Regions from separate parts of the Homo sapiens genome. Here region 2 is linked to region 1. The links are chromatin loops, found by intact Hi-C in ENCODE. Cell type or tissue: transverse colon. All regions are shown on one strand.

Region 1 (2,500 bases):
TGAGATCAAGTGTGGTATTTAGCCTTGACCCTAGGACTTATAGGCTGGCCCCTTTCCCATGATTCTTCCCTTAGGGTGGGCTGCCCACATGTGCAGGGCCCTCCTTACACTTGCGAGGTGAGCATGCGTAGGGTGTTTAGCAAGTTGTACGCATGACCATCTGAGGCTTTCTTCCCTTTTCTGGTGGAGTGTACCCGGAAGATCATACTCTGCCATTTTGTCTCTTAATGCACATGCCTGGGCTGACTTGCAAAATACCTGAGATTTTATTGGAAGCCCCTTTTTGCTTCTCCCTGGCATCTGCATTCAATTAACACTTTAATGCAACAGGTGTGGACCATCAGGAGATGGCCTCTCCCTGGTGCTGGCTGCCAATTTATCACTTTTAGAGAGGCCATGTGATCATTTCTGAGCCATCAACCAACATTCTTAGTGGGTGGGGAGAGCCCTCTCCTGCCCTGCTCATGCCTGTCTAACTGCTTATAACAATGTCATACTTAGCTCTAAAAATTATCTTGAGTAGTTAAAAACCATTGCAAGCTCAAAATGGACTGCTGTAGACTCCTTCTGGGAAGGGCAATGGAAACTGCCCAATGCTGTAACTCAGCAGCTAAGGCTTTGCCATTTTACAATGGCAGCTTGGGTTCAATCCTGGCTTAGGAAACGAGTACTTTTTGGTTGATATCTGTGTGACTTTATCATTTGTGGATTCTCTTCCCCTCCATGAACAACTTCTGGCTTCCCTTGTTGAATTTTCCTTTCTCTAAGCACCTGGGAGGTTATCTTTGGTAAAGTTCAAAAGCCAGAAATATTGACCATTTGGCTTAGCTAGAGTCTAGTAATAAATTTAAAAGGACTTTTTTTTTTTTTAGAGTGCTATGGTTATAAGTCAGTTTAATTAAAAGTGGGTATTCAAGCTCTAGGAGCCTGGGACTCCATGGGAAAAACAGAGGAAGTACCACCAACCCTGTTTTTGGAAGAACATCTGATTTCCACATGAAACCCCAGGAATTGGGACGAGATAGACCCCTCTCAAAATTTAAGGCTCTGCTCTGTTTTGCATTGCATTCTCTGCCATTTTTTACTTTGGGGGGTATCAGAAATTACTTCTCATTATGAGAACGCTTTGGTGTTCAATACCTAGGTAGGAAATATACTTTAGTAATGGCCAATGGCAGTTATGAGGGAATACTTTGCTTTTGCACCTTTGGATCAGAGAAGCATGCTCTTGGCCACCTAGAAAGTATGAAAGTGTCCCCACTCCTCACTGAGATAAGACTCCCATGGGAGATGGGTTAATCACAGAATGGGCTGATTGGCTGATTGACTTCGGGTTGCTTTGCAATAAAATGTATAGTAAAAGCATTGCACTGTCTTTTACTGATTGGCTGATTGACTTCGGGTTGCTTTGCAATAAAATGTATAGTAAAAGCATAGCATTTCCTTCTTTTTGGGGATCCAGGATGTGATATAAAAATGAGACTCTTAATTTTGGAGATCTATTTTTGCCTTCCAACTGTGCCTGCTTATTAGGCCCTAGAAACTGTATTGTTTTCCTACCCTGTTCCTCCAAGGACTCCACCCTAAAGTCAGTAATCCAATTAAGAAACTTACAAACTGGCAAATGAAAAATCCTACAACCACTAGATCTTCTGTCTGTATAGTTATATATGTGTTGTGTGTGTAATGTTTATATAAAAGAGCTCTAATTAATTGGCTTAAAGAAAAATAAGTGCTTAAATATTTTGAAAGAAAACTAAAAGCTATAATTCCTTTTAGTTTACGTGACTTTAATCATCTTTAGGAAATAAGAACAGCTTTAAAGATCATTGGTAAAACATAGACATTTGGTCCAAATTAGGCAGGTCAGATATTAGGTTTACTAAATGCTTTAAGGTTGTAAACTGCTTTCACTTTTGAAAATTGTTCAACTTGCCTGCTTTACAGCTAGGTAAGGCCTGGGGATGTGTGGGGTTAGCCATGCCCCCTAGCTATGCTGGAAGGAGTCAGACCTTATCTGCACTTCCGTCTGATGTCCTAGGCTCAATCCTAATACATAATTAAAATTGCTTACTGACCAGGTTTTTCACCAAAAGTTGCTAAGAGTTAACAGTATAACTTGTACTCGAGACTTCTAAAAAAATAGTTTTACATGCCAGGTGTGTGAAGAAAGTGAAATGTGCCTTTAGTAAAAGATTATAAGAAGACATGGGAATGTACATTTTTGCCTAGTTTAGAGGGTTAAAGGATTGTTTTAAATTAAATAGGATAGGAGAGAGATCATCATGGCAGATGGGAGGCAGGACTAGATTGCAGCTCCAGACCGAGCAGCTTGCGAAAGCTCGCATTGTAAATGTTGGCTCCGGATTGACTGCAAGAACAAACCAGCAATCCCGAGAGGACCCGCAGACCCTCTGAAGGAAGTGGACTGCTCCTACAGGACCCAAGAGACATCCCAAATACCGTGAGGGACCCAACTACAGAAGTGGAAAAGTGAGAC
Region 2 (2,500 bases), 250 kb before region 1:
AACAAATGTACCATTTTGGTGGAGGATGTTGATAGTGGGGAAGGTTGTACATATGTAGGGGGAGGGAGTATATATATATACCTTCTGCTCAATTTTGCTGTGAACCCAAAATCACTCCAAGAAATAACATCTATTAATTTTTAAAAAGGAAGAAAGAAAAAAGTAAATGCCTAATACCATGAAGTTGCTGTGACAACTAATATAAACAAAATACATAAACACTTAGCATATAGTCGACACTAAATAAAAATTAGTCTTTCTGTTTCTTTCCCTCTCTTTTGACCATGAAAAACACAAATAAGAACACAATTTTAGTACTTGTAACGATGAAGAGATTATGTAACATGTAACAGTATTTATAACTCAGTCTATTTGCCCATTAAAATATTATAAATTAGAATCTATTTTAACAATGTATACTCTACAATCCACAAATTTAATCACGTTTGTTGAATGAGTGACTGAATAAATAAATAAGTCACAAACTCTTCTCTTTTCTACAACACTCTTTTTGCACTTGACTGCTGTTCTTCGTGTATTAGTGGACAGAGGACAGGACCTTGATGTCTGAATTTACCAGCTACATGAGCTTGGGAAAGTCACTTAAACTCTTTGTACCTCAATTTTGTCATTTGTCAAACCAGCAATCATTAAACTCTTTGAGATAATGGCTGGGGAATACATAGTACTTTGCTTAACATATAACTACCTAATAACATTACCTTCCTTCTTTCTTCTATCCTTATGATGTTTCCATTTGACCCCTAAAATTTTGTCTTCTAAATATAAGAATTTTTTTAGAGGTTTCTGGTACATGCAAATTGCCCCTGGTTATCACACATTGTTTTTCAGGTAAACTGGTTAATCACTAACTATCAAAAGTAATAAATTCCAGCTACGTTTCAGAAAGTTAATTGTAAAAATATGGATGTAGGAATTCTGACATAATCTTGGAATTCATTGATAAAAACCCAGGATTTCCCATATCTACCAGTAAGCAGAAGAGGGAGCTCTAAGCCTGGAATTCAAACTCCAGCTTTCTTAAAGCTAAAACTTGATCAAATTTTTGAACCTGTATAAACAAACTCTAAACCAAAAATATCTAAACTATATAAATTCAAGAAGACAGCAAAAAATTCTGATCCATCATCCAAGGATTTAAATATGGAATAATTTATCTTTTGTCCCAAACTCAATATAAACTCCTTTAATGCCATTAACATGAAATGCTTGCTTTCGAGGCATGTTTATTTTTAAAAGTCCACTGATATATTTAAATACATACAAGTATTTGTAAGTTTTTCCTATGTATGATAATATAGCCTTTTTGTGTATAAAAATGTTTGAGAATTTGTAAAGAATGGGGTCATTTTTCCCTTTGTTACAACTTTCTTCTAGTCTAATTCTCTGTGTTGCTAAAATTTACAGACACATTCCTAAGGCTATACAAATGTCGAATCTCTATGATTCTTGGCAGAATTAGTCTTTTATCCATTTACGGTCAAATCTGACTGATTCTTATTGTTTTTAATAGCTATATCTATATTTATCTTTCTCCTTCTCTCTCTCTCTCTCTCTAATTTTATCAGTTCAGACCTCACAATCTATATATTAGTAATTTTTCAGACATTACCAGAAACTATGAAAACCATAATTATTTCACAACTTAATTCCAGCATAGTTACATACAAAAGAGAAGGAGTAAAGGGTTAGAGCATGTACTACTTCAGTCAATTACATTATCTGAAGCACCAAGAAGAGAAAAAATTCATCTCCATTCAATCAATATTATGGCTTAATCACATTTTCTATAAGGATGTAAAAATGAGGGACTGGGGATTTGAAAATGGCTCTGTCACTATCTCTGTGACACTTGAAACATAGAATTTTGCTTAACTTTTTAATGAGAAGAATAATTACTATTATACAAGGCTGTTGGGCAGATTAAATGAGATAATATATGTGTACAAGTTTCTTACACAGTGCCTGTAACACAGCTGCTCAATATAAATGACTGTCTTCTTTTCTAATTTTATAAAGCCTCTATCATTAAAGTTTGCGCTTTAATACAAACCAGGCTGGGTGCGGTGGCTCACGCCTGTAATCCCAGCACTTTGGGAGGCCAAGGCGGGCAGATCATGAGGTCAGGAGTTCGAGACCAGCCTGGCCAACATGGTGACACCCCATCTCTACTAAAAATATAAAAATAACTCAGGGGTGGTGGCACGTGCCTGTAGTCCCAGCTACTCGGGAGGCTGAGGTAGGAGAATTGCTTGAACCCGGGAGGCAGAGGTTGCAGTGAGCCGAGATCACGCCACTGCACTCCAGCCTGGGCAACAGAGCAAGACTCCATCTCGAAAAATAAATAAATAAATAATAAAAAAATATACAAACCACATACAGAAAACTATCAGAAGATTTCCACATTAAGGCTTTCTCATACATAGATTGATGGTTGATTATATAATGATAGCACCAAGGCAATGTCAAATGCTAACAA

Evidence for each region. Peaks named below come from ENCODE experiments on the same cell type or tissue, not always from the same donor. Only the 100,000 strongest peaks of a DNase experiment are listed, where the experiment ranks them.
Region 2: a loop joins it to region 1, with 6 times the contacts of the local background. A loop is called at or near these places in 102 of 110 quality-filtered maps.

Annotation. Positions count from the first base shown.
Region 1 is chr6:125,121,316-125,123,815 of GRCh38, forward strand. The region is part of intron 1 of LOC124901394 (a long non-coding RNA gene); the gene reads right to left. Among named protein-coding and RNA genes, the nearest start is that of TPD52L1, 31 kb to the right of the region's middle. RefSeq lists an enhancer at 2,314-2,500. In transverse colon, no CTCF peak of the experiment used is centred here; no DNase peak of the experiment used is centred here.
Region 2 is chr6:124,869,805-124,872,304 of GRCh38, forward strand. No RefSeq gene overlaps it. Among named protein-coding and RNA genes, the nearest start is that of RNF217, 91 kb to the right of the region's middle. In transverse colon, a CTCF peak has its summit at 1,017 (motif pointing right); no DNase peak of the experiment used is centred here.